Linked DNA regions of Mus musculus: region 2 is linked to region 1. A link is a loop called in an ENCODE intact Hi-C map of the cell type or tissue named here. Cell type or tissue: left cerebral cortex. All regions are shown on one strand. Links, peaks and the distances in the headings refer to the core of each region. The heading gives the core; the rest is flanking DNA.

What was found. Peaks named below come from ENCODE experiments on the same cell type or tissue, not always from the same donor. Only the 100,000 strongest peaks of a DNase experiment are listed, where the experiment ranks them.
Region 2: a loop joins it to region 1, with 15 times the contacts of the local background. A loop is called at or near these places in 4 of 42 quality-filtered maps.

The regions. Positions count from the first base shown.
Region 1 is chr12:89,387,087-89,403,298 of GRCm38, reverse strand. The region is part of intron 9 of Nrxn3 (neurexin III); the gene reads right to left. Among named protein-coding and RNA genes, the nearest start is that of Gm40537, 420 kb to the right of the region's middle. In left cerebral cortex, for the core only: a CTCF peak has its summit at 7,574 (motif pointing right); DNase peaks (open chromatin) are centred at 6,263, 8,000 and 11,106; H3K27ac peaks cover 2,798 bases.
Region 2 is chr12:88,707,358-88,723,569 of GRCm38, reverse strand. It overlaps a transcript of Nrxn3 not described here. Among named protein-coding and RNA genes, the nearest start is that of Nrxn3, 79 kb to the left of the region's middle. In left cerebral cortex, for the core only: a CTCF peak has its summit at 6,869; DNase peaks (open chromatin) are centred at 6,449, 8,906 and 9,947; H3K27ac peaks cover 593 bases.

The DNA.
Region 1 (16,212 bases), core at 3,428-11,427:
GAATACGTATTAGAAGGCCTTAGATACCTTCAGACATATTTTCAATCTTTTTCTTATACTGAACTCCACATCTGGCAAAACAGAAAGAGCATATCAGGACTGTTGGCAAGATACTGTAAAGTAAACAGGGATTCCTTGCCATTGACTGGTTTAAAAAATAGTTTAGAGAATACATAACATCTTGAGTTCCCAATCACTCAAAATGTATGTTAAATTCATAGATCAGCCAGCAAAAACTTTGGGTAATTACTTCACAAGTATTTTATGTGTAAGAGTACTTTTATGGGTATTCTGAATGCTTGAGGCTGGTGTCAGTTAGTAATAACATATATGCTTTTTCATGCCTTTAGTATAAGTGAATTCATTCTGGAGCAAAATTATATATAAGAAGTCAATCTTTCATAAAGACAAAGGGTAGAAAAGTCCAAAAGCTACTTATAGCATGTATTTAGGCAAATGATGTTGGAGAGTTTTATTAAGCAGTTATAAACAATATATTAGGGAAATGCAGTAAAACCTGAATACAAAATATTCTGACCTATCCATTGTGCCAATGACGAAAGACTCAGAGAAATGCTGACAGGGCTTGGGCAGGACAAATGGCTATTTGGTGGCTGTGTTGTGCCTATAAACAATCTATGAATATGTCCACACTACAGGACAATCTTTATTACCATATCCCACAAGAAAATTTAGTATGTATGATGCCATGACCAGAAAGCCCTCTGCAATATTCAGAATACGCTTTTGTTGTAAGAAAATTCCATGTGTTCTATAAAATAAGATAGCAACAAATGAATCATCATTGTCAAATATCCCAAAGTAGAATCGAAATGGGGACTCAGTTTGAAAACACAGTACTAGATACCCTTTGTTTAAATTATTCTTGACAGCAACATTCATTGCCTCTGGGCTCTTAGAAGTTGGTAGGAAAGGGACTTTATGTTTCTGAGCTACAGCTTTTGCTCGCTGTGAACCCAGTGTCTAGCAGTAAATGCCAGTCTTGTAGGTGAAGCATTATGTGGAGAAGTGGTGTGGGCACATATCATTTAGGGAAACAAGAACTGACACTGAGATGATAGTTTTTACTTCAATATGGAGCTGGGCAGTTTCTAGCTGTTTCCCCATTAATCCTTCCCCACCCCCCAGTCTGTACAATTATGAGAAGACATTAACAAACATCAGCAGACAACTTTGGGGTAGGTAAAGGGTTTGTTCTATATCATTTCCTTTACCTCTCTTCGATCCAGTTAATGTCATAAACACATCTCTACAGAACTTTGAATCCTCTGGTTAAAAAACTAAGCAACAACAACAACAACAACAAACAAAAATAGTTTACTCCAAGATTTTATAAATCAGGTGCAGAATTGTGGACTGTATTCATATACTTCCTTACCAACCTATCATCATAACACATGCTTAGTAAAATCCTATCTTTGAAGAAAACCAAGAGATTTCAAACCCAGGAAACTTTTAATTCAACTCATACTTCTTCCGCCTATTAATTGGATGTATTAAACAAAAATATATCTCCTCTATGAATCTTAATTAATTCATTTGAAAAGGTCTAGATTATGTATCCCACTGGATGATTCAAAGAGTCAAGCCAGATCGTATATATATATATAATCAAAAGAGCAAGCAAATGACTACAACATGTAGGTTCTCAATAAATATTAATTTAATTCATTCACTGCTGGCATTCCAAACATATTTGTTAGATTAAACTCGTACAAATTCACCTACCATTGAAATGTAGCCTGTTTGAGAGAAGTTAACAGATGTTTTTGCTGATTAACTGTGGTACTACACAGAATTTTATGAAATTAAAAAAGTAAAGCTGACAGAAAGTCATGTGTAGCAACTGCCTACAATAATCACTGGCCACTAATGCTTCTAAGCAAGACCCACAAATAACTATGATATCTGAAGTGAAGCATACTTGGTAAGGTTTTCTGGTAAGTTGCAGAAACTTGTGATAGGAGGAAAAATTAGAGCAAATTCTGCTGATGACAGATGCTGAGCATATATGATAGCTAGGAAATAACAGAATATGTAATTGGAGAACCCTTGATCTTGACTAAGTGGATTTCAGGAGATAGAATTAAAGTCTACCTTGTGACTATGGGGCATATTCTTATATGCTTGACAATGATTTCAGAGGCAGCAGAAGGAATTGAATGTCAGGGAGACACCTATCACTCCTAGCTTGAATATAGATGTTATATGCTTCAACTAAATCTCTGCTGCAACATCTTCAGAACACTAGCATGGACTTTTATTGTGAAAAAGTCTACTGGTGTCTTTTCCTAGTTCAGTGTATAACATGAAAGAGAATGGTAAAGAGAAATGAGGACTTTAGATGCTAGGAGGATAACATCAGCAGGGTAGATGTCAGGAGATTAATTAAAAAAAGAAGTAGTTGTGGACCTGGCAGATTGTACATTGGGAAGATAAATTGTTTATTTCAATGGAAAGATTGTCTTTAGGGGACAGTGTTATTAGAGTTCTAGAGAGTGAGTGATTTCTCAAATTTAGAGATGGTAGCTGTACATTAAATTCAATAATGAGCAATATCAGATAATGCTTATTAATTTAATGTTATATTTTATGCAATATAGAACTAAGATAATTACCAATATATATTGAGAAATTACCATATACTTGGTAATGAATAAAATATTACATACCTACCATGTTTAATGTTGGGTATAACATAACCCTGAGAGACACATTAATTTAATCCACAGATTTTATCAAGGAAACAGGTTTGGAGGGATGCTGCTCATCTGTTCCATGGCATAGCCAGATTAAAGTCATCTCTTCAGTCTTGAAACCCCATGTCTTTATTAACCAGGGTTTCCCAGAAATTTTGTCAAAGGGGAGCATAGGTGGAAACTTACGAATCTGAGAGTCATGTCTACCAGTGACAGAGGGACAGAAAGATATAGTAAGGGGGAACCTGTGGAGTGGAGAGTTTCTCTTCTGGCCTGAGGATGGTCTCAACACTCTCTCAGATGGACACTTGGCTTACAGTCAGGAATTTACCCACTCCAAACACATCTATCAATATAGCCAATTAGGAAAATGCCATTGTGGTAATGTGCTAATTTATAATCACTGTCAATTATAAAACATGTTTAATAATATACACCAACAACCGCAAAGATGATAAACTACCTCTACTGGGAAGAAACTGACTCGGGCAGTCAATTCCAGTCTTCCAGCATTCAGAGTATTGGCACATTAACAATGATGGATGGGTAAGGAAAGCACTATAAATCTGGGACAGGGGACTCTTGAACATCAACGAGATGAAAGTGAGATGATCGAGCATTCTGCTTTTGCCATTTCACATATTCTGGAAAATAGCCCATTCTCTACCTGGAGATAATGAAGCTGTTTACACAAAAGTCCTAAGTGTGCCCTACTTCTTTCCATGGTATTCAGATAGAAATATAATTTAAATTAAATATAATTAATAGGAATCATTTTTCTATGCCTTCCTACACATGGGGTGTTTAATTATTATCTCCATTTGTAAAAGCAACCTAAAATCTCTTGTTAATTTATTATACTTAATCATGTGCATGCGTGTACACATGGGTGGGTAGAATGTGCTTGTGGCATGGTGCACACGTGGAAGTAACAACTTGATGAACTTACTGGTGTTCTTTCCACACTGTGAGTCCTGGGGTCTAATTCAGATCTTCTGGTTAGCCAGCAAATGCTCTTCTCCAGTTAGGTAATGTCATTTTATGTCAACTAGGACAATGTCATTGTAATAAGATGCAAATTTATAATAATTGTTAATAGTTAAATATGTCACGTAAGTGTTGCCTTTCGAATTAAACAAGTGTTACCACTTGACATACTCAAAGATAACCTTGCTTCCACTAAAGCAATGAAGATTTAAAATAAAGTTCTTCATCTCAGCATATGCTTCACACTCATCGTGTGGTTTGGCTTAGAGTCACCCTGAGTTCTTATTCCTCATTTTTATTTTTCTTTATATATGAGTGACTCCTGCTATTTCTCACCCAATCCAGGTCTATCACACTGAGAGCTTGAGGAATTACTGGTTCTTCTGGGTCCCAGCCTTCCTTTATATAACAAGCATACTTATGGGCTTTTTTTTTTTCATGTGCAAAGTTTTGTACTTTCTGGTTCCGTGGAAGCACCTGTGGCTCAAGAATGTTTAATGATGAGAAGTAGAACTGACATTCCACTAAATTATCACACAGGTCTAAGGAGAGCTACACTCAGGCATGGTCCTAAAGACTCTTCACAGGCCTGTAAGAACCTCATATATGAATCTCTGCCCAACTCATTATTCAATGCTATTACATTTGGATCCTGAAGGTGACCAGATGAGAGTATTTATATTTCAGATCATTGCTCCCCAGCAATATATACAAATAATATGTGTATGTATGTATGTATGTATGTATGTATATATTAATAAGGCACTGAGTAGAGGTCCCATTTCAATATCTGTTTATCCATATACTCATTTCTACCGATAACTCAATAGAGACTATCATGTAACACGCTACCCATACCAAAGGCTACTGAAGAATTTTCTCCCAATTGATATCGTGACAAAAGGTTCTATAAAATGTACCGATCTAGTCATACCTTCAGGCACAGAAAGAGTACACAAAGTCTGAAGGACTTGTCAAATTATAAGGCAAAATAAAATTGACAATTATATTAACATTCTTTTGGGACTGTTCATAAATTTCTCATAAAATGACTAAAACATGAGGGGAATTTTATCTTTATTACTTCCCATTTTTCCTACATCCTATATCACACGAATAGCTTCATATATATGCAAATATATATACACACATATATATATATATATATGCAAATACACACACACACACACACACACACATATATATATATATATATATATATATATATATATATATATATAAAACCAATGGAAATTTTGAAGCTGTGATTTGATCATATTTTTCTCCAGTGGTGGTAACATCAATGTTATATGATCAGTGTCACAAGATGCTTGGTCCATCCTGATAACTTCCCTACTCCATCTCCTATACAGCAACTACATATCCATTCCTTTCTTTCTACAAAACCTGTAATATTTAAAGGAAAAAAGCTGTATAGAAAAAGTCCTGTTTTAAACTTTTTATTACATTAATGTAATTACTTTTCTATGTGATTATTTGTGTGTGCAACCATTTGTTTGTATGTTTGTGCCCATGCTCCCAAATGTGCAAGTGTGCAGATATTACAGGACACATGTGGAGGTTAGAAGGCAACTTACTTGTAGGAATCTGTCCTCATCTTACATTTCTTTTAAATGAACCTCTTTCAAAGAATACATCAAACTTTAATCTGGATTCAAATGCGCTAAAGTAAGTTTTACCTCATGGGCTAATGTGAATCACCATAGATTCCATCATATACAGCATGTTGGAGAGAATGTGAAATTGATCAGACCTGAGGTCTAATACAAGCTTTGTCACCAGGAGCTCTCAAAACCTGGGACAAGCTCTGTATTTCCTCTAAAGCCTGTTCTCTCATCTGTAAAATTAGAAGGCTTCAAGGCCTCTCTCTCTCTCTCTCTCTCTCTCTCTCTCTCTCTCTCTCTCTCTCTCTCTCTCCCTTTCTCTCTCCTCATCCCTCCCCTCAGTGGTGGCCTACAGTCTTTCTAAGCTACAGTACAGGGATGTTAATATAACCTGCCATACATTGTTTGAGTTAATTAAGGGGAAGCAATTACATTTTGCCTTTCAAACCCTGCTAACCTCAGTCTTTACCTCCCTTCTCTGCATGTGGCTTATAGAAGGTTACAGTGCTTGGGCACAGGGTGTTCTTGGGCCTGTTCTTCCTGAAATATTTGCTGTCAACTTTCCTTCCCACCCCTTACTATTAGAATGGGTTGAATTCAACTTCAAGCCTCTTGTTCCCCGAAGTCCCCACCCCTTTTCACACTCAGGCTATGATCTTTGTTCAGTTTTCTCACAGCAACTTTGAAGAGCTGACATATTGACTGTGGGAAATGGTTACTACCCCTCTGCTATTCTCCATCCACCCAAAATCCAACCCCACACCTCCTCAAGGAGCTTTAGAGAAAGAGCTTGAGAGAGCTGTTTCAATGATAGACTACATTACTTAAAGCAACAATATTTTCATTTTTTACACAGAACAGAACAGCTTGAACCGAATTTAAACTTGGTTTTGGACATCAAACATACTTTTGTGCTATTACTGTCTCCTTATCTGCTTCGTGTGGGTCATTCGGTACATTTAAGAATCAGTGTTTAGGCTGGAAGTCCTTGAGTGACATCTGTTCACCACCCACCAAATTCATACATTTGCTTTAGAAAATCTATTAGGCACTCTACATCGCCAGGGTGAGGCACAGGTTTGGTATATTCTGGACCTTCCCTCGTTTTCACTTCCTACTTCTTGGAGCTACACAATGTTTCCATCTGAGAGTCTGAAACTACATTTTCATCTTTGTGTGTGTGTGTGTGTGTGTGTGTGTGTGTGTGTGTGTGTGCATGTGCAGGTCAGAAGTAGACATTAGGTATACCCTATTGTTCTTTACCTTGTTCTTGTGAATAAGTATTCCCTTCAAACTGGAGCTCACCTGTTCAGCAAGAATGACTCTCCAGTCAGCGCCAGAGATCTCCTCTCTTTACCTCCAGGCAATGGAATTGCAGTCATGCCAGATCTAGCCTTCATGTGGATGCTGGAGGTCCAAACTCAGATCTCCACACTTGCATAGCAAGTGATGACCAAGCCATAATCCCAGATCCCAGTGTTATCTTAGTTTAATGGATGGATAAGTGTTCACAGGGAGGCTGAGTAACTTGCCTGAGAACACATAGGTGCCAGGCCTGGACTATGACTCTATATGCCTCATTCTGAAGTCTGGAAGTCCAGAGGCTACACTGCTGCTAGCTTCAGAATGAATACCCATGCCCTACCGATTCAATTTTATAGCAATGTACTTTAAATATGTATGCAACCACCTTCTCATTTATTTACCTTCTGTAAACATCATACATTTACCAGTATATATCCACACTTTCTTGATGCCCATTTCTAAAGCAAAACCTGTCCTTGTTTCCCCTGGCCAATTTGAAGGTATAGGTCCTAGGACTGTCCCTGATCCCCTGCTCTTTTAAATGTTCATTTTAACTTCTAGCCCATACTTCAAGGCATGTTTTACCCACCTCCTCGAAAGTGACTCTTCTAGGAAACCTAGTTTAGTAAGAAGGGGACTCTCTTCTCTAATCTTTGGTCTTAAGAACCTGTAGACTTACATATTCTTGCTATCTAGTTATTTTTAAGTTCTGTGTCTTACAAATCAATAACAACTTGAGTTTTGATTAGTCTATCATCAAGCCACAGCAGAAGCTTAGTAAAAGACTCTACATGTATTGCCCTTGAGAAAGCTCAGCAACCATAAACATTTATAATCTCATTAGTTGGTTGAAATAAAGACTCTATTCTAAATGCAGCAGATTGAAGATATTCCCTGCTTATTGAAATGATCCAGTTCAGTGTATTTACCCATGCCAACCACCAGAGGGCTGACATTCCTTTCTTTTCACCCACCATCAGAGATGTAGTCTGAAAAATTCTGGGAAATGCTTTGCTAAATCATCTTTGGTGACGCTCCTTTTTCCATGCTATTTAAGCCATAACATAGGGCCCCAAACTTTGGCTTTATTTTCAGTTGTAGGTGATGGAGTAAGTTTCTTGCACACTGTTAACTGAAGTCTGTTAGTAAACTGATGGTATTCCAGGAGTAAGAAGAGATGAGCAGGTGGGAGCAAAAGATCAGAAGTATCACTGTGCTGTGAAGCCCATGTGTCCTGTCCACATTCGGCATAGCACCTTTATGTTGTGTGGGATGAACCCAGGGGAACCCTACAGCTGCCTCTCCTTCTTGGAGGATGAGACATCTGTTCTTAGAAAAGCTGCAAGGGGGATTCTATTAATATCTTTTGTTCACTGAACTGCCCCAAATATCTCTAGAACCAGATTTCTTTCCCATGTAAAAAGACAGCCTACCCCAGTTCTTTCTGAAATCTTCTGACAGCTTTACAAGTAGGGTGGTGAATGACCTTTCTTCCTTTGTAAAAGGTGTGTAGAGACGGGCCTATTCATAGAGATCTGACAGAGCTGACACCTGCTTCTCCAAAAGTGTAGCTTCTCTCTAACCACACTCCACTGACATTTATAGAATATGATTATTTTTGATAGTAGGGAACAAAAGGGGAAGGGTAATCAGAATTGTAAAGCATAGGCTTTTATCCAGCATCCCCCACGCTGAAAAGTGAATCTTATTTTCAGGATGGATGAGCAGCACCCAGAGGCAGAACATTACTCTCTTTTCCTGAGAAGAGATGGCTTTGCCTTTGGGTTCCTGTCTGCTCCTCTACATTCTCATTTCTCCAAGCTTTCCTCTTCCCCCAGATCTATAGAAGCCATATCCAGGCAACTCCACAAAACTAATAGTTTCTTGAGAAATAATAAAGTGCTCTTTGAGCAGTATACTGGTCTGCTCCCTTAAGTGCTGGGGAAAGGCCATCAAATGCTTATCGAGTTGCAACTTGAATCTCAGGCTTGACATGCTGGAAGTTAATGATTTTATTATGCTTCATGGTTTATAATTCAATCATAAGGCATGGCAGGTTGGACACATTCTTTCAGACAGTTAAGAATGAGGAGGACTAAAGACTGCTAGCTTTACCAAATGGTCATTAACTCAAAACATGTTTAAGCAAGACACACTTGGGGATTGGAGCAAGGCTCTCAAATACAGTTTCAGTGCCTGTGGACCTCTTCACACTTACCTGTCAGACAAAGAAAAAGGCTGTAGAAAAGGTGTCGTGAAGGAAAAGGATTGACTTACCTGCTTTCCAGCTTCCTTGGCCAATGGTACAGTGGCAATATTTGTACTGTTTGGATTCAACTTGCAACATTAGGAATGGATACAGTCATGTAACAGTACCATACCAACTCATGTCTACATGCAGTACTATTCAAAGCATGCTTGAGACCACATGGTACGTGGAAACTGGGTGCAGTATTTATTATGGTAAAAATGAAAAGAAGTAAATATTGAATCAGAACAGAAAATATATAGGAAGGATAAAGGAGGGAGTGGGAAGGAGTCTTCTCTAATTGGCTATGTTTATTTCAACTCCTTTCACTCACCATAAGCAAATTCATTTTCACCTCACTGCACCGCATTCAGGGGACACTGAGGTAACCTTGGAGCTCATTAGAAATCCAATGCTTATGTTTAACTATACCCCAGAGAAGCCATGTTAGGAGATAAGTAAGATAGATAAATGCATGGAAGGATTTCATCATATAACCACCTGTTTATGAGCAAAACCCAATCATAAAAACACCTGTAAGCAGAAAACACAGAGGCAATATTTTGTCCTTTTGACATCCATGATGGTATTTAAATCCCATAGCAGCAGCAGATTGTAAAGAACTGATTGTAATTGTCATAGTTAACCATATGCACTTCTCCACTATATTGTATAGCTTTGCAACTGGCAGACTCGATCAGGTATAAAAGAAACAGAGCTTTTAGAATCCCAGGAGATGGAGGAAACGACCCTTATCCAATTCCACTCATTCTAAATTACTGTGGGTAGAGGTACGCTAATTCCCCAGCCATTTCAAAAATGGAAAACATTCATAGACAGGACACAATCAGCATCTAAATTCATATTAGCTTTGGGTTTTTGGTTTTTTTTTTCCATTTTGAATGAGCTTTTGAAAGGGGATGTTGTAAAAGAATGGAGATGATGGGCAGATAGGATGCTTATGAGCACAGAAGCAGATGTTTTTAAAGTAATTTCTTGAAAGAAGTGGAATGGCTGCATGAAGGAAAGCAGGCGTATCTTATAGAAACAAACTTACCTGGAAACTGAAGATCTGTTCATTGGGTAGGAACAAATTTCATTCACCTCTCCCTCTATTACATGCACACACACACACAGGCACACAAACACACACAGGCACACAAACATGACTTGCAGATATTCTTTGGGGATAGCTAGGCTTCATTGTGAATTATTTATTTTCTAAGAACTCATAGTAATCCAAAGTCAATTAAATTTATGAAATTAATTTGTATTTTTTGTTTTGCTTTTAAGATGACAATTAAAGTAGGGTAATAGTAGGCTCCAACTACAGCACGAGAGAAAGTAAATACTGAATAGATGTCCAAAAGTGGAAAGATCCTTGAAATGAGGTAGAAGAATTGTAGGCAGCAACAGAGCTATACCATGCCTATTCTGTCACTTAGCATCTCATTTATTATAGCTCACTGAGAGAAAAAGGATGTATATTTAACATCAATGTTGTTTTCCTAAGCAGAAAAATGAAAACAGATTCCAGGGAGCATAGTTATGTAGATAAGAAAAAGAGTTAAAGAAGAAGAACCTATAACTCTAGGAATTAAAGTGACTACAAATGAGATATAGAGAGGGTATAGAAAAGGTTGTATTTTAAAAACTACTCCAGCTTCATGTTATACATATTTATGATTGCTGTCAACATGTCTTCAGTTGTCTTCTAATCCAGAAAGATAATTATGTCAAATCATAAGAAAATCCCATTAAATTTGCACTATAGTAACATAAAACATGGACATGATATTTGTAATAATATGCTTTAGTGGGTGAATATCTCCTCTTTAAGACATACAAACCATAGTTCAATTAAGATAGAGCCTGGGACTCGAATCCTTGAACAACTAAAGCAAGAATTCTGAATATGTGAATAGTAAACTTTGTGCTGCTTATTTTCATCATTTAAAAAATTTGTTTTGTTTTGTTGTTTCTTATTTTTGTTTGTTTGTTTGCTTGCTTGCTTGCTTTTGTTGTTTTGAGACAGGGTCTCGCTATGTAGCCAAAATTGGCCTAGAACTCATAATATTTTCCAGGTTAGCATCTAATATTAAACTTGCCACAATCCTTCTGCACAGGCATGACAAGTTCTAGAATTACAGGCATCGACTACCATGCCTGCCACTGTAACAGATTGTTCCCCGTTCGGTCCTGTGATGTAAACATCACTGGTTTGCTACTCGAACTATCACTTATTGTTATTTAAAGGTTTTGGCACTGCATAGCAATGTGTGATAAAATATGCTAGGGCCCAGAAGTAGGAGCAGAGCCCTGACAGAAAGAAATTATCAAATGAGGCATGGCTAACATATAATGGCTATCAGAATATAAAACGTTTCATGGCTGCCTATGTATAATAATGAACTAAGTATTAAACCATTTCATAGTTGCTCAAGAGCATTTTTTATCTAAATCACCAAATGATAACAAATTCTTGACTCAATGTAGGTTAACTGTATACTTTTCTTCAAAGTAAAGTTACTTAAAATCTGCTTTGTCTTCTGAGTTCTTGGAACTGTGGCAGCACATTTTTCTGAGAATTGGATTTGCTGAGCCCTTATATTTACATCTCTGGTTTTTTCACTGTAATTCTATAAGTTGGACATTACTATTCTCTTTTTATGTATGAGAAATCTGAACCCCAGAGAAATCTTGTAACTTACTGGTTTAGGACGCCTTAATTCATTTCAAGTGGGTTAAGTGACAGAACCCTGAAAAATGTCTCAATCCACTGAACCCATGAATATCATCACCTCTGGAAGGAGAATGAATATATGAATTTACAGAATAAAGGTTATTAGTAAGGAAAAGGTCTTTGAGAGATGGTACTTATCTTGGATTTGCCAGAAGGATCTTAAGGCAATTACATGTATGCTTGTCTATAAGTTAGGCACAGAAAGGAGTAGGCATGCATAGTAGATAGGAGAGACTGGTATGATTCATCTACAAATCAAGTGATGTTGACAGATTTCTGTTATAGAACATTGTCCTCTGTACGTAATAACCATTCCCATCAGAACATCTATGATTATGTGTAAGACTCTCAAGACTGGGCCAGTTGATATTCCCTTATAGAATCAGGAAATGGAATGATCCTTAGAGTCTCATCCGAGATTCTAATTTCTCCTTCATATACTTCTCTTTCCACTTCTCAGCTGTATGAGAATCTGCCTAAGATGGACATGGTCTTGTGATCATGGGAAGTAATAAGAATAAGTTGTGGAAAGCTAACTGAAGGAGGGAATCCATCTATACAGCTGCAGAGGGAACACCATCATCTCTGAAGAATTGAGTTTTGTTTTGTTTTGTTTTTTTTTTTGGTTGTGTGGCTGCTTTGGAATTACCTATATTCTGATAATAAGCCAATAAATATATTGGCTTTCCAAAATAAATTTGTGTAGAGTTGATAGATTGGTCTGCCGTTGGTCTCAGATGTGGGCACATAGATATCTCAGTCTTTATAGGTAGTCCATGTAACACAGTCAGGAAGAGAAAGATGAGCATCCTCCCTAAAGACTCTAAAATAAGTGATGTTTGCCAGCACCTTAAACTCAGACCCCTCTCCTCCAGAACTGAGATGATAAGCTTTGTGATGACCTGGCAGTGGCTTGGCAGGCAGCCACAAGCAAATGATCCACTGGATCATTTGGTTTCCTTTCTACAAGACTGGTCAAGTTTCTCTACTACAGATGCCAAAGTATGGCTCTCTAGATGTCCCTCATGTCAACTCTAGCTTGGAGCCATTCACACAGACTTAACAGCTGTCATCCTTTAGCCTGAAGATTAATATCATCCTTTCTGTGTGGTTCAAATTATTTGAAATTATGCTTAAGAACACCGTGATTTCAGGAATGACTCCTTCCTCCTCTGAGGTGAATGAGATGGAACAAGAAAGAGGCAAAAACTATACATATTCTTCTTTTTACTTTTCCCATTGAGTCTATGACGATGTCACATAAACTGAGTCTACAGCTGATCTTCTTACATGCTCATGATTAAATTTGTAGTATGAGGGTTAGTTTGATCTAAAAGATTTTAAAATTCGTTCTGGCTCTAAGAGTCTCTATAATTATGTTTCTGTTTCACAATAAATATGTATTAAAGGAATAAAGGAATAAATCAGTGAATTAAATGTTGCTCTGCCTGGAGCCAAAATAATCAAGCTTCATTGTATCCTAGTAACAAATACTGAAGCCAAAAAGAATTAATGTCATACCAAAATATCATTTTGTAGGACAATAACTGGAATCGATTATAAATGATCAGATTAAAGGGAATAAATAAAATAACTAAATCTTTGGTGATGTGGCAAGTGAGTTCCCTGGAATGAACTCTCAGAGAAAAAGTAAGAAATTTGAAACATAATTCAGAGTGAGAAAAAAAAATTGACAAGTAAAATTTGAAAGAAAAGTTTGATTTCAAAGCCCAAAGTAGACTTGTTATGGTCGTTCTTTCTTTTGTCAAGAACAGAGTTTAAATGGAATTCTCAGCATGTAGTTAGTGAATCCTCACTCCAACCCTAAGAAGTAGTTCTAGGATGATCTGTACATTACAGATGAGGATAATGTCCACAAGACTCTGGAAAGTGGCCAGAGCTGGGATCTCAGCTACATCTACTCTGAGGTAAGACACACAAGTTCAAGCTCTACTTGTGCTACAGCAAGAACAAAAGGTCAGTCTGAATTTACAAGAATTCTAAAGAGTTCAGTGGTAGACCATTTTCTTGACATACAAAGGGCCATGGGTTTGCTCCACAGGACTACAAAACAAACAAGACCAAGCCAGTCACCCAAACAATGCTTCATCAAAATTGCACACTGAGGGAAGTAGCTAACAGTAGAGATGAACATAGCTATTGCATGTCTTGTCTATCAAAACATTGGTGAGAGGTGATGAGTATGGAACACGAGGAGAAAAGCAGAAGCCTTAATCTGATCCTACCACTGGATTAATGTATCATTCCATTTTTATTTGTCCAAGTTTGAAGAAATAATATTTAGTGAACATTTTGTCAGTCTCCATGGAAAACAAAATAATGATTTGGCCAGATGTTCTAAAACAGAAAGGAAAGCATTGATCACACCTGGAAGAAAAAAAATACAACATTTTAAAAGAAATTATTAAATTGAAACAATAATTTAATTTGATTAAAATCTGTCTATGCTGTATTAAAATTTCCTTCACCCATAAGCCCTTTCTACCAACATATCAGTGGGGACAATATGAAATGGCCTAACACCTGGTTGGCCAAGATGCCATCCAAGAGACTCAGAGAATATGAGGTCAACTCTTAAGAGCTGAAGGAGGCCGTACAAATAAGTGATTAAGAAGAATATAATTGTAGAGTAGATTATAAAACAATTCAGCTGACTCTAAATACCAACAGAGCCAGAGATGGTTTCTAACAAAGTAGAGGTGCTTCTTAGTGACGTTAAGATCTCACGCCTGTCTAGTCTTCTGTGGTCTATGCTAAGCAAAGCAAAGGATATTGGCTACGTGGCAAGAGTCAGTGGACAGCTCAGATTTTTGCACTCATAGTAAATGGGTTTTGATTAACAGCACTACTAAGCACCAGCAGTGTGGCCCCTGACAGGTGACTTAAAGACTCCAGCCTTAATTCTACCCTCCTAATAACTTTCTAAAGAACTAAATGTATTAATTTCTGTGTCCGTTAATAAAACAATTAGTATAGAGAGTGTTCTGGTTTGTATAAGTGCTTCCTAGTTGTAGAAGGTTTGAGAGGAGAAGCCTCATGATAAATTAGTCTTGGAGTCATTGGATATTTCTATCAGTGGGGGCTGTACTACTTCTGTCTCCCAGTCCATGTCTGTACTCTGAATAATGATGTAGTAGTTGACTTGGACATCTCATTCCCACAATGATGCTCTGTTCTTGCTAACAGGCCCCAAACAACAGGACTATCCAATCTTTCAAGGCATGGTATCTCAATAAGCATAAGACAAAATCAATCTTTTCTCATGGTAACTTAATTGTCTTGGCTATGTTGTTATCCGTGTTTACATGATGTTGACTAACACAGTCATTGAGCCATTCCTGTATTTCCATTTCATTAGTAAGCTGACCAATGGCCATAGCTACAATTCATGGTGTTTTGTTGGTGGTGCTGCTGTTGTACGTTTCCACAAACATTCCAGTGCCACTGAAGACAGTCTAGTGTTGAACTTCCCAGGTCTTGGAATTGGATCCATTTGTATATGGATCTAAACTCTTAGTTTCACTTCTTACTGCAGGCATGTCCCTTCTAATCATTCGTAAACCAAGAGCACCTTATAGCATGGCCTTCCCACAGGACAAAGATTGCTACTTCATAATTCCCCCACAGAACAGAAATGGAAAGGCTACCAATAAGATTTGGTAATTAATAAAAGCCTCTCTGACAAGGACACTAGTCATTAAGCCATCATCATGGTTTTAATGTCTACTCTTCCTTACTTCCCTACAGCTAAATAGATAGCTCAGAAGAAAGACGTGTATTTTAAAAACAAATGTCACCAAAGACAGCATGTAAAAAGGAGTTTGTTCTCTGTTTTAAGCTGCCTTTGGGAAAAGAAAAACAATTCTGTAAAGCTGACACTAATATTCCCACACAAGCAGAAAAACTCAAACAAGCTCATGCCCTACAATGGAAGCATGCAAACAATGAGTCTTTATTGAAGGTTTCTTATTACAAATTAATGTATAGAAAACATTTAGAGGCTGTTTGTATGTCTTAGAGAGAAGGAGGTAGTTGGATTGCCTCTGCATATAGATGGTTGTCTTTATTTTTACTGAACCCTCTAACATTCCAAAATATGACCTATTGCCCCAGTCAGGTAATTAGTGTCTTGAGTGACAAGACTGGCCAGCTTCCTTGGCTAAGATTCAGAGGGAGAAAGCGATGGGCAGGGAAGATGGTAAGCATATTTGTAAGGGAAGCAATGTGTCCATCCTTTTCACAACTTCATTTTTGTCCCATTCAAACAGAGATATGTTGAAGCAGCCCCCAGTGGTATAGTCCATGTTGACATTTGCTCCTATTGCCTATCAGTTGCCCCTTACTCTGCATGGTTCAGTGGTCAGTGAGAAGGCTCGGGTGAATGACAAGAATGGATGGGAGAAGACTGAGATTTTGGAGATATAAACACAAAAGGTCACTTACTCACTATTGAATTCAACACCAACTCCCAAGCACTCAGCCTGCCACATCTGTGCTCCGTGGATCACAATTGAAAGAACAAAGCTCAGAGCACAGTCAGGCTCGTTTCTCTAGTGCAAAGCC
Region 2 (16,212 bases), core at 5,496-13,495, 680 kb after region 1:
GACACGCATCATTTTGGATTAATAATCCAATCAAATAGGAGAAAGTCATAAAAAAACAAATAAGTGATTTTTAAAAAGAGGAAGAATATAATAAATCTAAAACATTTTCTGACTTTCCTAACGTCTCGAGCCAAAGAACACAACTTCCAGGAGAAACCAAAGTAAAACAAGAAGAGTTGAAAATCTATTCCCGTGGTCAGTTGTGGTCCTCAAATACAGCGTTTAAAAGAAAAAAATAAAAAAGGAAAAGAAAGAAAAAAAATCTAGGTTGGTCGCTCCCAACAGAAAACTTCTATCCTCTCAGGTGCAACCTCTTCCCGGAATGTACAAAACCCGGAGTCGGTTTGCCTCCTGCCTGCCTGCCTTTTCCCCCAGAATCTTACCTCTGGGTTGAACCGAAGAGTTGGGAATCTGTCAGTTTGGTGTTTAATCAACTGAGTTTGCTGGGTGTTTCCTCCTTCGAAAGATTCAAATCCCAGAGTCTTTCTGACTCCTTTTCCTTTTTCTTTCTCTTTTTTTCTCTCTCTGGGAGGGAGTGGCAGGGAAGAAGGGAAAATGCTGGAGGTGCGAAAAGCAGGTCCTGTGTGTCTGGAGCTGCCGGTGGCTGCGTGAGGGGAGGATGCTTTGCCTCTCCCTCGCTCAGTGAGTTGCATGCAAGAGGAGATGTGTAGGGCTGCGCTCTGAGCCAGAGACTGCCAGAGGAGCCCAGGAATTTCACGCACTCCAGAGTTGGCCCCTCCCTCTCCCACACAGACCCCGGCATTTAAAGAGACAGCTAGGCTGCCTGGCTTAGGGCTTCACCTCCTCCCTGGGTGTTTTACAAACAGCTGAGAAGATATTACCAGGGAAGGGGCGCTCTGAAGCGAGCTCTCTGTGAGTGAGTATCATTCGCCCTCACCCCAGCCTGAGAGAAGAGTTCCTCTCCAGAACTGGAGCAAGACTCCAAATAAAGATTTAAAAAAAGAAAGAAAGAAAGAAAGAAAGGAAAAGAAAAGAAATCCTCACACTCCTGCACTCCTGTACAATAAAAGGACTGCCCACCTCCTCCTTGGTGCACTTGTTCACTGCTGACTGAGGTAGAGAGGATACTAACCTAATGTGTGCCTCAGTTTCTCTGAATAGTCACTTTCCTTTGCAAAATCAGGGCAATCTTTGAGCATCTGGTGGAGTTCGAGGCTGTAACTAGGACAGGAAACCATTCCTTCAACAAACACCTCTGACTGCTGGATCTAGATGAGACACAAGGGCAGGCAGCCAGGGACATCGAAATGAAAGTGACAAATGATACTTCCATTCAGTGGGCCCTCACCCCAGAAAACAGACCCACAGTATAGCTAAGTCTATCCCAGAGCAGCTGAAAGCCAAAGGATGTAGAGACTAGACTCAAGCTTTAGGGGGTCAGAAGGAGGTGTCTACCCTGACTTGTACCCAGAGCACAGGGTCCAGGCATCTCTACCACACTCCAAATCCCTCAGAGATCTGTCACCAATTTGATAACTAGTCTCTGTGAGGAAGCATTCCCCTAGTCCAGCTTAAACAACGGATGACAGTGGGTGGCAACAATCACAGAGGTTTTGCTCAGTGTCAGACCTTGGTGCCCATAGCAAGAAAACATCCCCAAGTCCTTTCAACTCCTACCCCATCTTTACAAGGATGTATTCAAACAGTGATGTTCTTCAGGCCAATGCCAATGGCAATAATAGCCATTAACAGCTGTCAAGCATTGCTACAGACCAGCATCTTTTTCAGTCCACTGAGGCTAGTACTAACTGGAGTCCATCTTGAGCTTTGCAAATGTTTCTGGAGACCCTGTGGACAGAAATAGCTGGCCAGAAATTTAAAACCAGGTCTACATAAATCCAGAACTAGGGCTACTATGCTTCCCCTCCCAGGATGGCAGTTATTAGGTCTGTGCTTCCTGCAGCACACTTTCCCAGCATCCTAGCATTCTCCCACCCCAGGCATCATTAACGCTGTGTGTCCCAAGTATCAGGCTCACAAGACACCAAACGTATCTGTCACGGTCCCTGGCCCAATAAATCTTCAGTCCTTTGGATAGAGGTAGAGGTGTGCTCATATAAAGAAAAGGAAAGTAATATAGAATAGTGTAAAAGACATCCAATGGGACTGTCAATAAGTGAGCAGTTATTCTAATCTGGAGACAGAATATATTAGGTAATAATATAATATAAGCATAGTAAACTAGCTGCATTTGGGCCAACCCTAGGTGGTCACAGACAGTCGCAGAGTCTATATTATAGTGTGTTTGGCCGTTTAGATAACAATCTCACTTGTGTGTGTGTGTGTGTGTGTGTGTGTGTTCCATTCTTCAATACCCCCATGCAACCAGCACACATAGGAACACAAACAAATATGTCTTCATGAATTAATCTTATATACAGATTTTCAACTCTGCCTGTTTACTCTAGACCTAAACTGTCCTGGTTCCACATCTAGGTCCTCCTTAGCAAGCCTTCCTCAAAGCCTGTGTACCTTATTTGTTCCCAGAATACATCAGGAAAATTCAGAAGATGTAACCCATCAGTAAAAGGCTCAAGGAATGTGAAGACAAAAGCCTTAAGGGGAAGGGTTGGAGAGATAAGTCAGTCAGTCAATGAAGTACTTGTCAGGCAGGCATGAGCACCTGAGTTCCCCAGGACCCATGTAAAAATCCGAATGCAGTGGTGTGACTTATAATCCTAGAACTAGGGACATAGAGACAAGCATATCAATGAGACATACCTGCCAGCTAGCCTAGCTAAATCATGAGTTCCAGGTCCCAGTGAGAGACTCTATCTCAATAGACAAGTTGTGTGGCACTGGAAAGATGGCTCATTTATAAGAGCACTTCCTGCTCTTACAGAGAACCCAAGGCAGAGTTCACTTCCTGGTAACCACTTTGGGGAAGTTAACCAATGCTTTATAACTTTAGGTCTAGGGCATTCAATACACTTTTCTAGACTCTTCAGACATATGGCATACACTCATACAGACATGCACATACATACATACATACATACATACATACATACATACATACAAACACCTTGATAAAAGATAATAAGGCATAGAATGATCGAGAAAGACATTAACCTCTAGCCTACGCATTCACTGGTGGGGTAAGTGCGCACATGCGTGCGCGCACACACACACACACACACACACACACACACACACACACACACACACACAACCATGCACATGAATATTCACAAAAGATAGAGTAGCAACAAGGCTAAGTACCTATAATAGTAAAATGCCCCAAAGGTATCAAGAATTTCTGCTATTATTGTCAGAGAAGAATTTAAGAGAGCAGTAACCAATGAGATGAACTGGGTCCTCATCTCTAGAGTTATCACCATCTGCCCAGTACAATAGTAAGCATGTGGCAGGCACTAACAGAGCACTCCATTTAACTCATGCAAGTTGGTTTTTAGTGTGTCTTCTACTGAAGTTTATACAATGCACATTTATAAATAAAACTGTGCATATAAAATCAGAATTCTCAATAAACAGACTTGGTATCTCTCTCTCTGATTCCCTAATGACTCTTGCTTGCTATATAAATTTCAGGTTGCTTTTACTGAAAAAATTTGTAGCTTTATTACACCAGTTTGTGTGTGTGTGTATGTGTGTGTGTGTGTGTGTGTGTGTGTAGTATAGTGTATGTGTGCCAGTATATGCAATGCACATGGACCTATGTGAGGACCAAAGGAGGATATCAAGTATCCTGATCTATCACTTTCTGTCATTTGCCTTTGGACAGGGTCTTTCACTGATCAGGGAGCTAGACTGGCAGCTATGAAGCCCAGAGATCCTCCTGTCTATTCACATACCCTGGGCTACACAGCAGCTTAAGGGGGGTCCTGGGGGTTTGAAGTCATGCTTACATAGCAATTGCTATTAGCCTCTGAGACATCTCTCTAGACCCTCTATTGTTAAGATTCTGGGTCTGGTCTCCCCATTGTTTTTGGAACATGGTTAAAATCATCAATGATTTCATTTGTTTCCCTCCTACTAAATGAGTGTTCCTTTCTACTTGCTAATTTGTTTTTGGTTTGGGGATGTTGGTTGTTTTTTGTTTTTTTTTTTTTTTTGGTTGTTGTTTTATTTTATCTTGTTTGGAGCTTGGGTTTTTGTTGTTCTTGTTGTTTGTTTGTTTGAGACATTATCTGGTGATATAAGCCAGCTAGCCTCAAATTTGCTAAGATAACCTGGAACTTCTGATTCTCCTGCTTCCTCCTCTACCTCCTGCTTCCAGGATTACAGATCCACAACACCATGTTCCATCTATCCATAGCTAGTAGTCAAATCCAGGGATTCATGCATATTAGACAAGCACCCTACCAACTGAACCGTGTCTCTTGGCTAAATGGGTGCTACATTCTGTGTTCCCATCACTCTCTCCAAATAATCATACAATTCTCAGAGTTCTTACACCAAAATCAAGCCACTAGAATAGACATTAGATAGCAATACTAATCCCCAAGGCATGACTTCAGTAGAGCCAAGCTCTTCAGTCCCCCAACCTTCTCTGTTGTATTGTTTTTAAAATCACTAACACCTCACATGCCCTACTTCTGAGCAGATTTCAAACATATACCCCAATGCTATTAGCCCAAAGCATTTTGCCCAAGGTCCCCTGCAAACATTTCTTGTGTTCTTGCACTTGTCTCCCAAGGGTAGTACTACATTGCTGGCCTGCGGGAGTCAGTTTGGCTTTCTGTCCTCTATGTTATGATGACTCCCTTGTTATTAATAAGTGACTTCTTATTAATTAGCTTTATTAGACATTCATTGTGCATGACAGATTGTGCCATAAAGCAACCTAGCATTTTTCAAGGAGGAAACATGCACTGAAAGAGTCCAATCACAGGACACAGAGACAGCAGGGAGTCACATGGAGACTATAGCAGAGCTTCCAAAATTCTAAAAAGGCAGGACCTAATCTGGACAACCATGTCTGGCAGAGGAAGGAAGGGCAGCAGGTGAATGCAAGATTTGTCTCTGTGCAGGCACCAGCCCAGGGGGGGACTGGGAATAGTCAGGCTTTGAAGAGGTCAGTTCCCAGTAACTGTTTCTAACTCCAAGCATCCTGCTTATCCCATGGAACAAAAGAGTCTCCAGGGCTTGCAGCCAATACGAGCCTTCCAGTCATCTCCTGAATTCATCAGCCTTTTGCCAGCTAAGAAGAACCATCAGCAAAGGACTATGGACTCCAGGCTGGGGGAGATCCAGGTAGAGAGCTGTATGTCTACTCTGCAGCCACATCCTTCTTCTCCAGGACCCGAAGGTGGGCACCTTGTATAGGCTGATGGTAGTGGGAAACCTAACCAAAAACAAACTTTACAAAGAAAAAAATATACTGAGGCAGAAACCATCCCTAGCACTCAAACCATTTTCAAAGCAACTCTAAAGTATCCTGCTTAGGGATCAAACCTTAACATGGTCCAGGAATAGTCAGTGTTTAATGGTCTTGAATGTTTGAGTGGCAGAGATTTACTCATTGATACTGATTGTTTATTTCAAACTGTCCTCATTCCTCCAATCAACTATGTAAGTTTGTGTCTGTCTGAAACTTTATTCCTCCTCACAGAACAAAGAAGCGGCTAGGACAGCATAGCCACTCTTGAGCTGAGTACTAACAAGTCAGTGCCTATGCCTCAGAATAAACACCCAAGCTTAGCGGCAAAGAAGATGCTTGCCAATGCCAGACTCTGAAGGATAGGACTGAGCTCTGCCCACAAACCAGCTACAAAGCCTTCTATGCCAGGAAGGTAATGACAATACTGACCACAGAGAGTAGCTTTTGGGGATGAATAATCTAATATTTGTAAAGTGCTCAGTTGATGTCATTAGGGAAAGGCTGCTATAAGTACTTGTTAAATACAACAAACATTCCCATGGTCACAACTTCCAGAAGTCCCTCCATAATGCATCCTTACCTTACTAATGGTGACAGTGACCTATTTCTGGACTATCTCAGGATCATGGACAAGAAAAGTGTGACCCCTGCTGTCATTGTTGATAATCCTATTCTAAAGTTCAACCAGGATCGATACTGATGACTTTAGCTCTTTATGTAGGTGGCACTTCTCGCTCTCTCTCTCTCCCCCCTGCTGGGTAGGACCCAAACCATCCCCTCCCATATGCCCAACACCACATCCAACAGATGTTCAGACAGGAAAGGCAAGGGTCATTTTAGAAACCATAGCACACCCTAGCTGTATTCCCATGGTCCTGGCCCACACACTAAAACTATTTTTAAATAATATACTTTGCTTGGTTGTGGGTTTTTAAAAAAAATTCCTCCTCAGGATTCAAGCTCAAGATGGAATGATTGCCAAATGCTAACAGCTTTTTGAACAGGACGTAGTTAAAAATATGTCTGAAATGGTTTTAACTCAAACTCAAAAAATAGCTTAACTAGCTAGGGAGCCATATCGTAGGCAGTGGGGGGTTGGGAGTGAAAAAGAAAGAGGGATTCCCTTCAGAGGGGACTACAACAAACCTCACATAGGAGTGATACCGGGTTTGATTCCCCCACATGAATAATATGCTTTGAAAGCACAGATGGACTCGCCAGGGAAAAGAGTGAACAACTCCAGAAAGTTCATTGCCATCAGATGCTATTGATGAACCACAGAATGTAGCTACTTTATCCCATAACAGTCAAAGGTGGTCACTGTGACACCACAGTGGCCTTGTAGAACAGAATATCAGCTCCCACTCCAGGGAGTCACGGAACTAGAATCTGCATGCCAGCAAAGATGACTATGGGGATTCAAATTCAAGTTCAAGGGGCTGGAGAGATGACTTAGTGCTAAAGAGCAAATACTATTCTTACAGAAGACCCATGTTCAATTCCTGACACTCCCATCAGGTGGCGTACAACTACCTATAACTCTAACTCCAGTAGATCTGGCACCCTCTTCTGGCCTCTAAAGGGCACTTGCATTCATAATTGCACATACACAGACACATAACTAATTAAAAAATTTTAAAAATAAATCTTAAAAAAAAACAAGCTCAAAGTCTAATACAATAACTCTACCGTGAGTTGCACTGAAACTATTTCTCCCCATTTGACATATAAGAATACTGAGGCACAAGGGAGAATGGCAGCTGAGTCATGTCTAATGGTATTGCCCATAGTCTCACTTCATCTCAGGATTTGGACAAAAATAAGGTTCTATCAGTCCTAGGCAATTATAATAGAGAATTTGTATTTTTTTCACTAGGAGCTAGTGGTTGTTAAATTTTATTATCAATTTGACACTAACTAGAACCACCTGGGAAGAGATGACTCTTGACTAAGAAATTGGCCAGATAATTTAGGCCTGTGGGCATGTCTATAAGGGATTTCTTGGATGGTCGGATGGATGGATGGATGGGTGGATGGATGGGTGGATGGATGGGTGGATGGATGGGTGGATGGATGGGTGGATGGATGGGTGGGTGGATGGGTGGGTGGATGGGTGGATGATTAGTATGGGAGAGCTTGCCCATAGTTGGCAGAAACATCCCTAGGTAGATGCGTTCTAATTATATAAGAAAGCTAGTTGAGAGAGCCAGAGAGAAAGGGAGCAAGCAGTGTCCCGCCATGGTTCTGCCTCCAGTTTCCACCCAGACCTCAATGCTCTGACTTCCCTCAAGGACAAGTGTGACCTGAAAGTGTAACCTGAAATAAGCGCCTTTCTACCAAAGTTGCTTCTAGTCATGGTGTTTATAGCAACAGCAGAAATCATGACCTAAAACTGTTGATCAAAGCAGTGTTTCTCAAAGTTTATTTATCAAACCAGACTCCTGTCAGAGGATCTGTTTGTCTATATATTTAGGAAATTCATAGTATACATTTTAATATTAAAATATATTATGTATAATAATGTCCTAGTTGACTTTCTATTACTATGATAAAATGCTAACCAAAAGTGACTTACGGAGGAAAAAGTTTGCTTCATCTTAAAACTCCTGATTACAGTCTTTCCCTGAGGGAAATCAGGATTGGAACTCAAGGTAGGAACCTAGAGGTAGAAAGTGATGATGGAGCAATGTCATTCTCCATGGCTTGCTCAGCTTGATTATGTACGCGCATGGATATATACATTTACATAGATATGTGATACACACAGAATCCAGGCCTACATGCTGAGGCATGGCACCACCCACTCACACTAACTCTTAATCAAGAAAATGTTCCAAAGACTTGCCTACCAACCGATATGCTGGAGGCATTTTCTCAGATGAAGTTTCTCTTCTCAAATGACTAACTTGTGTAAAGTTGACCCAAAAAGAAAGAAAGGAAGGAAGGAAGGAAGGAAGGAAGGAAGGAAGGAAGGAAGGAGGGAGGGAGGGAGGGAGGGAGGGAGGGAGGGAGGGAGGGAGGGAAGGGAGAGAGAGAGAGAGAGAGAGAGAGAGAGAGAGAGAGAGAGAGAGAGAGAGAGAGAGAGAGAACTGCACAAATACATTTCAAAAGAGCCCTACAGGAAAGAGACCTGCTTAATATTTCTTAATCAAGTGTATTATAAGCTTATATTATTCCAGCCCATCCCTCACTAGATACCTATTTGCACTAAGAAAAGCTCATGAGGTATTTTTATGGAAGAAATACATGTTGGGTTTCACTTCTATTTGCCATTTAATCATATGGTCAAGACATCTCCAGGAAAGCATCTTTCTTAAAGTATGGAGATGGGATCCTCTTTATAACAACTGTAAACATATTTTCAAACTCGGATTGATCTGTTCCTGGAGCATGAAACTCATTCCCTTACAAAGCTAACCAACCCATCTGAATAGCTTCAGTATTAGAAAATCTTTACATCAGGGCCAAATCATCCTTCCCACAATGCATCAGGAAGCACTAAAATCTACCTCAAATTCAGCACCCTGCAAAGGAAATGAGTCACTGCTCTTCATGTTCACAGATGTCTCTTGTACTAATAGACGTACAAGCCTACATCTCTCAGATAACCTAGAGTTTCAAGTATGTCTCAGAACTACAGAGTCCTATAGCTTAAAGGGATTTTTTAAAAAATATTTTCTACTCCAGCCTCCTGGGCATTTGTACGTGTGTATTTGTTCACGGGTGTGCACATGAATGTGGGTAGAGGTGAACCTGCCGGAGATCAACCTCTGATGTCATTTCTCAGAACCTATCTATTTTGTTTCAGAGACAGGTTCACCTGTTAGCCTGGAGTTTACCAAGTGATATATCTGGATAGGTCAATGAGCCCATCTCCACCTCTGAGGGCTAGGTCTTCACCTCCTCAGACCACAGCATCCATGGTTTGGCTGCTCAACATTCCCCTGAACTCTTACATTCTTCCAAGTCAAAGGCCCTCCATGCCTGACTTTTTCACACAGGTTGAGGCTCAGACTTGGATACTTATACTGGCATGGTAATCGCTTTATCAATTGACCTATCTTCTCATCCCTCTACTCCTCTTATATTTCGTTTAATTTTATTATTTGTTGGGAGGGGATGACATACAGCCTCACTCTACATCTCAGGCTGATCTGGAACACGTCATTCTCTTGTCTTAACCTCATAAGCACTAGAGTTAGAGGTATGATCCATTATGAAAAGCTTCATTCATCTTTTAAAAATGCATGTCTTGTAAGATCAGACAAGCAAGAAAAGTACCATGTGCAAGCCTGGCTTTGAATATAGAATGCTTTGGGTGCTCTTTTTTTTTTTACTTCCCCAGGAATTCCTGGATGTTTGAGGTTCATGCCTAACCCCTCAGGTTCCTTCAGAGAAACACACAGAGATTCCCATAGCCTTCCTACTTGTACCCTTGTCAGATGCCACACTGGGAGCTAGATGAGTCAGAGAGCTCACCCAGCGTGGGGAGTTTTGTGTTCCAGCATCTCTCCTCCTGGAGTGTCCAAGCTGGGGCTGTTCTTCACCCCACGCTGCCTCCTCTCCATCACTGCCATCTGCACCTCCTTCCCAGGGATCACCATCTGCTTTCCTGAAACCACTCAGCCGCCCCCAGCTCTTTGCTCTGCTTACAAGCCCACTCCTTGATCCACTCTCCTTGCAACTTGAGCCTTTCTCTTTCCTTCCCACAATCTTCATTCATTCTATTTTCGCCTCCTCAGACCAGAGCTTCCATAGTTGTGTGCTCAACATTCCCCTGGATTCTTATATTCTTCCAAGTCAAACCTTTACTCACCAGGAAGTTCCTCAAGACTCTATGGTTGGAGTTATTTTGCCACCCAGTCATATATGTTTGCTGAAGAAATCACTAAAACTCATTATGACCCTTTTCTATACCAACCTAGGCACTTGTATTCTAAAATGTTACTCCTTATGCCCATTGCATACTCCTCTTACAGGAAGTCCTTCCTCACAAGACAGCAAAGGGTAAAGCATAGTACATATTAGGCAAATGCAGAGTGATACAACATCTCAATAATATCTCTGCAAGCAAAACATATAACCACCCATTCTTACAAAAGTCTGTTCTTCAGGGAACTGGGAGATGGCTCAGTTGGACAAATTTTTGCACTGCACATATGAGTGCCTAAGTTCAGCTGCTCAGGACCCATATAGAAATATGAGGATAGCAGCATCTGTAATCTCTGTGCTGGGGTAGGGGAGGAGGGTCAGAGACAGGCAGATCCCTGAAGCTCAGTGGCCAGCCAGTTGAGCCAAATTAGTGAGGTTACAGGTTCAATAAGAGACTTTGTCTCAAAAATTAAGGCAGAAGCCAGACATGGTAGTATATGTCTTTAATGTCAGCATTCAGAAGGTATCTGCATGTACATATACATAAATCTCAAACCAAAAGAGAGATAAAAATGTAGAGATAATCAGTTTTATAATACCTAAAACCTGCAAACAATAAGTTAAAAAAATGTAAGAATTTGGGCACTTAAGAAACTGATGATACTTCCCGCAAGAGTGGCATCTATTCTGCCCCATATGCTTGACACATGTCATCTCATTTAATATTAAGAGGAATTCTTGCCAGGCAGTGGTGGTGCATGCCTTTAATCCCAGCACTTGGGAGGCAGAGGCAGGTGGATTTTTTAGTTCAAAGCCAGCCTGGTCTATAGAGTGAGTTCCAGGACAGCCAGTGCTATACAGAGAAACCCTGCCTCAAAAAACCAACCAACCAAACCAAACCAAACCAAACCAAACCAAAACAAAACAAAACAAAACAAAAAAGAGGAAATTTTGAAGCTGGAAAAGAAGTTTAGAGAAGGAATTCAAACCTAAGCTTCAGGACAGGTTCACTTCCTTGTCCTCCGATATAATTAAAGGTATGGTCCAAAAGATTTTAGCCTCAGGTCCTTCAAGAATGGATCTTGTGTTATAGATATGAGCTTCATTACCTTGCTTCTTTCTTTCCCTCACTCGTAGTGCACCGCTTCTCAGACTGTGCCTTTTATACCTTCCTTTTCTACACTCCCTTTAGAATCCTTCCTTTTCTACACTCATGTTTTCCACTACTCCCTGGATGAAGTAGTGGTTATTCAGACTCTAGGAGACAGAAGTTCTACTCTAAAATCCGCCTCCCAGGCAAACTAGAGTCCTGCGTGAAGGCTGATGAAGAGGGACAGGGTTCAGTGACTAATGTTCACACACACTGATGGTAAAAATACATTTTAGATAGTGAAAATACATTGTTGACCAAGGAAACCTCAAAATACAAAAATCTGGCATGTAACTATGGGGACAAGGGAATCGACCTCTTCCCCCACCAAATACTCTGATGCATCTGCTTCCAAACTGGGAATTAACCTATGAATCTACAGTCTCTGGTAAATGAGGAAGTTGGCACTATTATGCCAAAAAAGCATATAAGAAAATTACTGGGAAGTCTATAAAATTGATTGAATATGTTGGATACGGGTGAGTGTGATACATCAGGTTTCTGGGAAAGGGGCAGGATGTTCTTCTAACTTCCTAGAGAAGTCAAGGAAAATGGATAGCAAGCCCATGGGTTCAGATGACCACCTCATTTCCTTCATCTCTAACGTCAACATAAGGTATCATAGAGAAAAACTCACAATGAGAAATGCAATACTCAGACACACATAGCAAGGTGTTCTTGCTTGGGCTTCTGAGAGCCAGTAGCCTTTACTAACTGGAAGTGGTTTCCTATCTACAACTTTTTCACAAGCCACACAATGGATTCTTCCTTCTATATTTGGTCTTACAAATCTATTTGTTAACTAACTCCCCTTCAGTGTTAATCTTCTAAGAGTCTACAAAGATATAGTTCAATTTTCATTCCCCTATTTGTAATATCAATTACAGGGAAATAAGCAATAAACACAAGACAGAGCTCCTGCTTATATACTTTACATCCACAGGTAATGATAGACACCAGACACCAATAGCACACATACACAGGAGACATCATTTTTTAATGCTGATAGCTACTGTGGGAAAAATGAAACAAAACCATGCGATGTCATGGGAAAATGACCCACTTCACACTGTATAGTCAAAATAGAGCCATGAAAAACTATTGCTCTGAGTTTTGTCTGATGGCATGCGTATAATACATGGATGCTTTCCAACACAGTGGGACAAACATCACTGATAAGGTTCCAGATAAAATGTATATAAAATTTCAGTAATGACATTAATAAGTCTCATTCTTAGAAGTCATTCTGTAAAATGGAGTGAGACATTTGCTACAGGGAGGACAGGAAAATGGGAAAATCAAACATGCAATACACACTTTTGAGGCTCAGGACACATACACACTCTTTTTAGCCTTTGGTGGTTGAGTACTGAAGGCAAGGGACTATGGCAGCAGACCACCTACTATCAAATCCTGGCTTTACCATCTACCAGCTGGGAGATCTTCGACAAATTGGAAAATATTGCCTTATTTTGAAATCTTTTAAACAGCTACAGGGCCATGGAGATTAGTCAGTGGGTAAAGGTGTTTGCCACCAAATCTGACAATCTGACTGCGATTGACGGGACCCACAGGATGGTGAGAACTATCTCCTGAAAGATACTGGACCTCCACATGCATACACCTATGAACCTACACACATACACACAATGAATATATAAATTGATTGAGTATAATTTTAGAACGGTTTAAATAGTTACAATAATAGTTGCTCTCTCTTCAAAGGTTGTGATAATTAAATAATTTAACTTATGTAAAGCACTTAGAATAAATCACAGAGTCTGGTAAGTGTTGTATAAGTATTACCATATTCATCCCCAGCTGCAACCCTTCATGAACATTCATGCACATATCAACATCAGGCATCCTCCCAGACCACTCCTCAAGGCAATCAGTGCAAAGACCCCTGTGCAAATTGGATGAGGCAGATCCCAGCAGGAAGCTGATTTCAGACCTAAGCTTAAAGAGGTTTCAAAAAACAGGCAGAGGTGAAGATGCAGTGCATGTAGAATTGTAGAAAACTATAATTCCTTTAGAATCTCATCAAGACTCCAAATAAGCATCAGTACCTAACCACACCCAGTTTACAGAAGTTATAAAAGGAGGCCCCACATCCTCTAGGCACTTTCTCTGATATCTCCTTGGCTAGAACCATTGTCTGAAGACCAGTGATCTTACTAACAAGATTACAACATTTGCTAAGAAATACAACATTCTGGGTTCACCCAGTTGATCCTTATGAGCCTTAAGTGTGCCCAAGCCTAGCATACAGTTTAGCATACTAACAGTTTGTGGAATAAATGAATTATAACTCTTTGTTTGTGCTTCCAATAAATAATAATACATTCACTGAAACTAATCAAAGCACTTACTTTCATTTTCTCATCATCTAAACCAAAAACTGTAATAATAATAATTGTTATTATTATTATTATTATATTATAATAAATTCTAAAACAATCAGTTGGCGTTTTATAATAAAGCAAAGTGTGAAATCTTCATTAATTTTAGGTTGGACATCCATTCTATAAGTTTAAAGATCTGGTTTCATCTAAACTCTAATTTCATATTGTCCCATTCGTGGTGCAAAACAAAGAAATTTTTAGAACTGAGGAGACAATTTCCCCTCAAATTTCGTAGAGAGGGATATTGTCTTCAGCACCACGGAGAGCTCCCAGGCGGCTCCGCAGGGTACTGAAGAGCCAGCATTCTTCACAGAGTGTCACCCAGACTGCACACCGATGACCCCTAGTGAAACCCCATGGCCGCTGCAATTCAAACCCTGATACTCAATAAAAAAAACTAGTAAGTCTGGAGAGAATGGGCCTGGAGACAGCTGACTGATCCGTGCAGCTACTTTTGTGCCAACTCGGCATTTTTATTTCCCTTTCACCCCTCCCCCACCAGAAGTTAAACGTCCAAGTGAATTCAAAAGCTGCAATCTAAACTGTGATCCGATCAAGCTGGTCACACCAGACAAAACTGATCTTATAGGAATGGTGACTTTATCCATTTTGGAGAACAGAGTTCATTACAATAATAAGAAACAGAATAAGAAATAAGCAGAAACGGGAAGAAGAGCAGCCACAGCAGAACTGGGAAAGAATTCACTTTACTATCATTTTGGAGGATTAATTCTAAGCTTCCCTCCAATAAACATCATTTTTCACTCTAGTGGGAGGTCCGGAGTCTGAAATTATTCAAGTTAACTTTCAGAGTGCATCTATCTCCTCTTGCCAAGCTCAATGATATTTGTTTAATTGTCACTTGGCCTTCTGCATAGTTCACTGTGGAAGTCCACACACTAGCAACCAGATAGTGAGATATGGATGCTTAGGAATGACTGAGTGTGTATAGTACACATCTTGGAATAACTGCAGAAAACAGGAAAGTAAAAAGGAACCATTGCCAGAGTAGGTTGAGGAGTAACAGAGATGGGGATTGCAGGCTACAAGGGATCTGATCAGAGAAAGGAAAAAAAGGGAGGTTCTTTAGACAAAATAATAATTGTATCTGAAAAGTCCTATGGAATCATACTGTTAACTCTTTATGTAAAAAAAGCATACAATAATATGCATAATTCTGTGTATGAATATATAGAGATTAAATGAACTTTCCCCATTTGGGCTGACAATGCTTACACAAAGAGAAAAACCTAAAAAAAAAAAAAAAAGAGCTGAGACCACCTAACAAAAGCCCCAATACCAGACATGAGAAGCCTTCTTTGGAAGGCTTTGTTGTTCGGGGCTGTCCAAGAGACTCCCAAAACATTTCTGCTATTCCCCTTGCTATTCCCCCAGAGCGAGAAGGAACTTAAGGTTCTATCAAGTAATATGTACGTCAGGACTAGGGTTTAGGGATGCCTGAGCTGGAACTGTCCTGAATGAATGCAGGAAAGGGAAGGAAGAAGTTATGTAATTATATTACAATCTCAAAAATAAAAGAAAAATAGAATGTGAGCCTACAAACACACCCCACCATAAGCTGTAGTTTTCTGTGGCTCTACATAGAAAGGGAAACTGTGTGGAGACAATTACGTGTGCTTCAGATAATGGGTTATTTTTAAACCTGGCCCCCTCTAGGTCCTTTGCCTACCAGCCAACATAAGTGGGAGGATTATATAATTACTTGGAGTCTTCTCCTTGGAGATACTAAGTATTTCAGGCCACATCCCTTCAGCCACCTCCTCAGTGGCAGCCACAGTGTACTGATCACCTTTTCTGAGTTACTACATGCTTTCACACCTCTATTCTTTGCCCATGCTGCCCCCTCAGCCCAACACCCCCTCTTCACTTTTCTTCCTTCCAATCTCCTCATCAAGCTAACATTATGTTCATGCCTCAAAGCTCAGATCAAAAGCTACCTCCTCCATGATGTCTTCCGAGATGTCGTCTATAACCGCCTTCCACAATAACCATTTCCTTCCCTAGTCTTATCTTACATTAGATCTTTCTGTTTCCATGCCCCTATCCAGATTTAACCTCACAGAGAGCAGGCATCTCTCTCTTTTTTGAAGTATCGTCGGCAATACCATCACACTGTGTGGCTTCTCATTCATCACAGAAGGCTATAATACAGTTTTGAATTGATGAGCGATTGAACAAAATTGAACAATGGAAAAGGGAATTTGTAATGTTTTTCCACAGTCATCTTTAGCTAAAATCTTGAATCAAAAGTAACTTGCAAACTGTGTTTACAGATCCATTATGCCCACTGAAGGAGGAAAGGGGAATAGCTAACTAAGCCTTTCACATAACTGGCTAAGGCTACGTTCACCGTCTCTGTGGATGGAACAGATATTCCTTCAATTTGGGGAAGTCTTAGT